2 separate regions of the Homo sapiens genome follow, and region 1 is linked to region 2. Evidence: read pairs that join two places in POLR2A ChIA-PET (ENCODE). Cell type or tissue: GM12878. All regions are shown on one strand. Region 1 overlaps NSD1 (nuclear receptor binding SET domain protein 1). Region 2 overlaps NSD1 (nuclear receptor binding SET domain protein 1).

Region 1 (4,000 bases), 76 kb before region 2:
AATAAGGTTAATTATTAACTGTGTTATTTTCTTCTATGATGAATTTTCTAATGTCAAGGATCAATGATATCAAGCAACTGCAAAGAGGAGAAAGTATATGGTAATTTAGCTTTTTCTAACCTTTTTAATATCTGTTTTTGTCCGTAGACCCCAACCCCGCTGTAATGTGCGGAAAATTTCAACCTCTGGATATTGGCGCTTGGAAAAGCACTGGTTTTGACAGCGCCCTCCGGCAGGACACACTGTGGGGTGGCACTCATAGAGCAGCATGCGGTTGATGCATTCAGAGTCTATCCCACAGGGGTTCTCATCAGTAGCTTTACAGTTGCAACGGGGTATTTCAGATAAGTCTGCAGTGAAGATCTGTACCCTGCCAATAGGACGGTTTACCTGGAAAAGTAACACAAAGTACACCGCATAAAACAAGTCAGCAGAAGACAATTCACGTCCTGAAAAAGGCAAACTTTTTTTCCTTGAAGTTGCAGCCACATTTCCCATGATTTTGAACTATCAACACTTAGTTTCATATAAAAACAGAGCCTCACTTGACATACAAAATATGAACTCCACAAGAATTGCTTGAACCCAGGAGGCGGAGGTTGCAGTGAGACAAGATTTCACCACTGCACTCCAGCCTGGCCGATATGTTGAGATTCCATCTCAAAAAAATAAAATACGAGCCAGGTACGGTGGCTCACGCCTGTAATCCCAGCACTTTGGGAGGCCGAGGCAGGTGGATTACGAGGTCAGGAGATTGAGACCATCCTGGCTAACACGGTGAAACCCCGTCTCTACTAAAAATACAAAAAATTAGACAGGTGTGGTGGTGGGCGCCTGTAGTCCCAGCTACTTGGGAGGCTGAGCTTGCAGTGAGCCTAGGTCGTGCCACTGCACTCCAGCCTGGGCAACAGAGTGAGACTCGGTCTCTCGGTCACAAAAAATAAAATAAAATAAAATAAAATAAAATAAAATAAAATAAAATAAAATAAAATATGAACTTTAAAAATTTTTTTGAAATTCATTTTAAAAAATAATTTCAGCCGCGCCTGGTGGCTCACACCTGTAATCCCAGCACTTTGGGAGGCCGAGGCAGGTGGATCACGAGGTCAGGAAATCAAGACCATCCTGGCTAACACGGTGAAACCCCGTCTCTACTCAAAATACAAAAAAATTAGCCAGGCGTGGTGGCGGGCACCTGTAGTCCCAGCTACTCAGGAGGCTGAGGCAGGAGAATGGTGTGAAACTGGGAGGCAGCGGAGCTTGCAGAGATCGCGTGACTGCACTCCAGCCTGGGTGACAGGGCGAGACTCCGTCTCAAAAAAAAAAAAAAAAAAAAAAAAAAAATTTTCAAAGCTGATAAGCCAGGTGAACTATAAACTAGGTTTCTGCTATTGCCACATGTTGGTGTCACATTTGCTGCTACAAAAAAATAGGCATTATTCTTCCTTCCTTTTTTTGAGAGGGAGTCTAGCTCTGTTGCCCAGGCTGCAGTGCAGTGGCGGGATCTTGGCTGACTGCAACCTCTGCCTCCTGGGTTCTAGCCATTCTACTGCCTCAGCCTCCCAGGTAGCTGGGACTATAGGCACACACCACCAAGCCCGGCTAATTTTTGTATTTTTAGGAAAGATGGAGTTTCACTATGTTGGCCAGGCTGGTCTCGATCTCCTGACCTTGTGATCTCCTGACCTCAGGTGATCTGCCCGCCTCGGTCTCTGAAAGTGCTGGGATTATAGGTGTGAGCCACCACACCTGGCAAAAGCACTGTTCTTAAGTGGCAAATAAATGGCATGAAATCATCTGTGTGTAATTTGAGTTCCTCTATGCTTCCTGCATCAGCCTCACAAGTAGTTGGGACTACAGGCAGGTATCACCACACCCAGCTTATAATTTAAAATCTTTTAAAAGGACTATAGCAATGTCACTCATGGATTAATTTAGAAGTGGTGCTAGTGCTCAAAAACACAGTGAAAGTTTGGTGAGTTAAAACATGAAGGTCAAACAGTTATTGTGACACCAAAGCCATTAATGTAGAGGTTTTAACAAATACTAGCAACAATAAGGAAAGACAATAGATGTTCCAGTACAATAATGGATTTGTGCATGAGAATGTATCTCCCCTCATTTCATATTATTTCAGTGGGAACAGTCAAATTTAGTCTTCTAAGACACAAACCGCACAAAAAATTTTGACTGTTCAGGAACTGTGTGATTTTGAATAAATTACTTGCAAGACTATTGTAAGAATAAGAAATATATGTATAGTACAGCACCTAGCTGCCTCTTAAACATGGTAGACATATTAAATTCTTTCTTCCTTTCTTATATAATGCCCTTATGATTGTTTCTCTCATATCAAATATTCTAGATTACTCATTCCAGTACACCTAAAATCACTTACTTAAAAGTCATTTCTGTCCTCTAAATTTTCAAATGCTTTCATTTCTTGCATTTTATTATTTGCCCACTCCCCTTTAATATTATGAAATCTACAATCTGGATATATGCTGCCATCAAACCATTTTTCTATCAACATTTAACAGGAGGAGGCCAGGTGCAGTGGCTCACATCTGTAATCCCAGCACTTTCGGAGGCTGAGACTGGAGGATTGTTTGAGCCCAGAAGTTCAAGACCAGACCAGGCAACACAATGAAACCCTATGTCTACAAAAAAATTATAAAGCTTAGCCGGGCATGGTGGCAAGTGCTTGAGGTTCCAGCTACTCAGGAAGCTGCAGTGGGAGGATCGTATAGACCTGCAAGACACTCCAGCAAGATGCTGTCCGTGGGGAAAATGGATGTAGGTCTCACTGCCAGATCTGTTCCTAGATTCATCAAAACACTGGTAAGGTTTGGAAACTTCTTGCTAATGGAGAAATATCCCCAACACATGCAACTGGAAGCCATAAGGCATAAGGCTTACAATGTCTAAGGCAAATTCTAAGGGGACAGACAACAACAGCTAATCTCAGTCACCCAAGACTACAAGTCCTGAATAGGGCATTTGAACATTCACTTCTGATTCGAAATATTTTTACTTGAACCCTTCCCAAATACACATAAAGGTTCATGCTACTTCTTTTCTCTCTACAAATATATATTTGTTTTTGTTTTGAGACAGGGTCTTACTCTGTCCCCCAGACTGGAGTGCAGTAGTGCAATCACAGCTCACTGCAGCGTTGACTTTCCAGGCTCAGGTGATTCAGGTAGCTGGGACAACAGGCACCCCAAATTTTTTTTTTTCTTTGTATTTTTTGTAGAGACTGGGTTTTGCTATGTTGCCCAGGCTGGAAAATATATGTTTTAATCATTGTTTCTTATCAACTGATCTAACCTGTTATTAATCCAAAAATAAGTTTTGTACTTATCACATCGTAAACCAAAAGCAAACCAAAACAAATCCCACATGGTTAAGAACAAAGACATGGATATGTAATTCTAAGTAAATCTCACTATAGATCAGGAGTTAAGTAACTTTTTCTGTAAAGGGTCAGAAAGTAAACACTTCAGGCTTTGCAGGCCATAGATCTCCACATGTAGCTCGACTCTGCCACTGTAATATAAAAGCAGCCATATGTAATATGTAAATGAAGAAGCATGCCTGTATTCCAATAAAATTTTCTGGATACTGATTGAAAGTTGAATTTCATATCATCTTTATGTGTCACAAAATCTCTTTTTTGCCAATCACTAAAAAATACAAAAACAACCTGTAGTTCAAGAGTATTACAAGAATAGGCAGTAGACCACATTTGCCCATGAACCATAGTTTGCCAATGCCTGCTCTAGATCCTTTTCCTGGAAATGTTTATTAAAAAAAAAAAAAAAAATGGAGTAAAGAAGTTGGCCTCTAAGTTCTTGATGAGATCACTCACAGGAAACTGCTCTCTCAGTAGCTCAATATGGTTAATATGTTAACTCTAAAATGCCTACCTTGCTGTTATCTGACCCTCAGGACTATGTGAATAGAATTATTTTCCATTTCTGAGGCCTAACGACTATGT
Region 2 (4,000 bases):
TGCTTCTTCCCTGCCTCCTCTCTGCTAACTCCCAAGTAGATAATGATTTTTAAAAGGCCGGGCCAGGCACAGTGGCTCACACCTGTAATCCCAGCATTTTGGGAAGCTGCTTGAGCTCAGGAGTTCAAGACCAACCTGGCCAACATGGCGAAATCCTGTCTCTACTAAATACAAAAGTTAGCCAGGCGTGGTGGTGCTCGCTTATAATACCAGCTACTCAAGAGGCTGAAGCACGAGAATCACTTGAACCTGGGACGCGGAGGTTGCAGTGAACAAAGATTGCACCACTGTACTCCAATCTGGGAAACAGAGCAAAGTTCTGTCTCGAAAATAAATAAGAGGCCATTTTCTTTCTTTTTCTTACTTGCTTCTGTCACTCAATAAAAAGCCTTTTTCGTTTCCTACCTTATGCCTATATCCTTTTTCTTTCTGTTTCCCTCTTCTCCTAAGGACAGGTAGCTCTTCGAATTGATGTCTGCCTTCAAACATGACGATTGCTTTTCCAGCCACCCAGGCTCTCTCAGAAGGATCTCCAAAAGCCTCCACGTAGTACTGCCGATAGGGCCTCCGGTTGGAAACTAGGTAAGGGTAAGAGAACCAGAATCATTAGATCAAAGAAATTACTTCTCATCATTAAGAGAACAGCCACATCATTGCCGCCAAAGAAGACTGTCTGGAAACAACTAACATGCCCACTGAACTAGACAACCTAGAATAGATCATACACAAGGAAAATTTTAAGTATTATATATGTGTGGCAAGAAAATACACAGGAGGTTATGAAAGAATCAGTAGTCTAGTCTGATGACGTGGTATAGCTTCAAAACCAGCTAAATGTAGATTAACTACAAAGAAGAAATTAAGATAGTAGACAGGTAAGTTTCCTTCACTATCAGTCTATAATTTCATTGTTCCAAAAATACAGAAGATGTATATAGTAAGCCCACAGCAACAAAAATATATATACAAAAAAAAACCCAAGAAAACGTGAAAAACACTAGGCTAATATAAAGAAGAAGAAATGTTTCAGCAAAGCAACATGTATGATCTGTTAACATTTATAGTGTAGCTACTCATAGACGAGCACCACACAAGGTGCTTTGCATGGATTCCTCCCCACAACCACACCCCCAAAATAATGTATGGTTTTGGTATTTTAGATATAGTAAGTTCAATAACTTCAGAGAGAACAAGCGCATGGTCAAACACTGGTTTTGCAAAGAAAGTGAAATGCAATATTTCAAATTAGGGAAATTTTAAAAGAAAAAGGAAAGCCTACCAGTAATAAAACCAAAAATAAATCCAGTTTAGCCTATAATTTCTTGGTTATCTAAAGTTCTATACATACAATTAAAAATATGAAAATACAAATCCCATCTAGAAAAGATTATAATTCATCTAGTATATGTTATCTTCCACACATTTACAATTTTATTAGCAACTTTTATTACACTAAAAAGTGTCACAAAAGAAAGTCAGGACAACACATGTTTAACAATTTGTCACTTTTAATAAAAGGAAATAAAAATCATTTTATACGAAAATTCATTTTAACTCACATCTAGTTCCCTTGTAACAACCATGTCTTATTTCAAAACACAGAAAAGAATCCAAATAACCTTTGGAAGAATTATGGAATGCCTACTTCCCTCAGAATGCAAAATGAAAAATGAAAAAAGAAAGACAAAGGAGAGAAGGGATTTATAAACTGAACTGTCAACGGTAACTTCTCTGTAAATGCTGGTTTCAAAAGTGTACACATGGTAGTTTTTCTATTAAAAAACATAGCTTAATAATGAAACTAAAACTTAGTTAAATTTTGTGTTGTCTGGTTCATTTTAAAAACAAACTGAAAAAAAAAATGAACTCCTTATTTCCCACCTACTGAATTAAATCCTTCAATAAAAATCACCTACAGGAACTGGAACTGGTTAATATACACATGTGTGTACCTATACAGAGGTTCTTAAAGTCAATTTGAGAATTAAATCACTCTCCCATGAGTCAATACATTGAACTGGCCAGGTGTAGGGGCTCACACCTGTAATCCCAATACTTTGGGAGGCAGAAGTGGGAGGACTGCTTGAGCCCAGGAGTTCGAGACCAGCCTGGGAAACATAGCAAGACCCTATCTCTACTAAAAATAAAAATACTGGCTGAGGATGGTGGCATGTGCCTGTAGTCCCATCTATTTGGGAGGCTGAGAAGGGAGGATCACTTCATCCTCAAAGGTCAAGAATACAGTGAGCCATTATCACGCCACTGCACTCCACCCTGGCAGTACAGCAAGCCCCTGTCTTAGAAATAAATAAATAAATAAATTTCATTAACAGATCAAGAACTTCTGATGTGCCAGCAACGTGAGGAGAAAAAAGAACTCACTGTCTGACAGATAAGTCATATATAAATGATTACAGTACAAAAGGCATGACAACTGCAAAAATAAACACTTATTTCTTAAAAAAAACCACTCAATTATAAGTGGGAGGAGACAAATGAAGTACTTGAACAACTTTTTTTTTTTTTTCTGAGACGGAGTTTCACTCTTGTTGCTCAGTCTGGAGTGCTATGGCATGATCTTGGCTCACTGCAACCTCTGCCTCCCAGGTTCAAGCGATTCTCCCGCCTCAGCCTCCCAAGTAGCTGGAACTACAGGCATGCGCCACCACGCCCAACTAATTTTTTGTATTTTTAGTAAAGACGAGATTTCCTCATGTTGGTCAGGCTGATCTCAAACTGCCGACCTCAGGTGATCCGCCCGCCTCGGCCTCCCAAAGTGCTGGGATTACAGGCGTGAGCCACCGCGCCAGGCTGAACAACTTTTAAAGTTAAACAGTTTGGCCAGGTGGGATGGCTCATGCCTGTAATCCCAGCCCTTTGGGAGGCTGAGGCAGGCGGATCACCTGAGGTCAGGAGTTCAAGACCAACCTGGCCAACATGGTAAAGCCCTGTCTCTACTAAAAATACAAAAAGTAGCCGGGCGTGGTGCAACTTGCCTGTAATCCAAGCTACTTGAGAGGCTGAGGCATGAGAATCGCTTGAACTCAGGAGGCGGGGGTTGCAGTGAGCTGAGATCCCACCACTGCACTCTAGCCTGGACAAGAGTGAGACACCATCTCAAAAAAAAAAAAAAAAGTAAACAGTTAAAGATAGAATTATAGTATGAGGGCACAGAACCCTCAAAGGCATGAATGAATAAAACTAAACAAAACTACAAGTAGTTCTAAACACTATCATAAACTAGAAGAAAAGGGAAACTAATAAAGGTTGGGCAGCAACCAGACTTGTAAGAGTTTGCATGGCATGTTAAGATCTTAGCCATTACAGCTTTGACTTTTAGCTGACTTTTAGTCCCAGCTACTCGGGAGACTGAGGCAGAAGAATCGCTTGAACCCAGGAGGCAGAGGTTGCAGTGAGCCAAGATCCCGCTACTGCACTCCAGCCTGGGAGACAGAGCAAGACTCTGTCTCAAAAAACAAATAAAAAACAACAAAAAAGACACAGATGCTTAGGTTGGACACAGTGGCTCACACCTATAATCCCAGCACTTTGGGAGGTGGAGGCAGGCAGATCACCAGAGGTCAGGAGTTTGAGACCAGCCTGGCCAACATGGCGAAACCCAGTCTCTACTAAAAATACAAAAATTAATGCCAGGTGTGGTGGTATGCACCTGTAATCCCAACTGAGGCAAGAGAATCACTTGAACCCAGGAGACAGAAGTTGCAGTGAGCCAAGATCACGCCTCATTGCACTCCAGCCTGAGCAACAAGAGTGAAACTCCATCCAAAAAAAAAAAAATACAAAAACACCAGATACTATACAATGTTTATAGAAACACTGTTCAGAATGGCCAAAAGGAAAACAACCCAAATGTTCTCTGATGGATGAATGGAAAAACAAAATGTGGTACTTACAATACAATGACGTATTATGTAGCCTTTAAAAAAATTGAGAGAGAGAGAAAGAAATTCAGAAACATACTATAGCATTGATGAACTTA

Evidence for each region. ChIA-PET counts read pairs that join two places held together with the same protein. Peaks named below come from ENCODE experiments on the same cell type or tissue, not always from the same donor. Only the 100,000 strongest peaks of a DNase experiment are listed, where the experiment ranks them.
Region 1: POLR2A ChIA-PET joins it to region 2 with 6 read pairs; 4 of 35 experiments call an interaction of 5 or more read pairs at or near these places.

What each region holds. Positions count from the first base shown.
Region 1 is chr5:177,276,955-177,280,954 of GRCh38, reverse strand. NSD1 (nuclear receptor binding SET domain protein 1) reads right to left here. Exons shown (of 23, transcript NM_022455.5): 18 at 121-390. Among named protein-coding and RNA genes, the nearest start is that of RAB24, 25 kb to the left of the region's middle. In GM12878, no CTCF peak of the experiment used is centred here; no DNase peak of the experiment used is centred here.
Region 2 is chr5:177,200,698-177,204,697 of GRCh38, reverse strand. It overlaps NSD1 (nuclear receptor binding SET domain protein 1), which reads right to left. Exons shown (of 23, transcript NM_022455.5): 4 at 406-578. Among named protein-coding and RNA genes, the nearest start is that of NSD1, 69 kb to the right of the region's middle. In GM12878, no CTCF peak of the experiment used is centred here; no DNase peak of the experiment used is centred here; H3K27ac peaks cover 897 bases.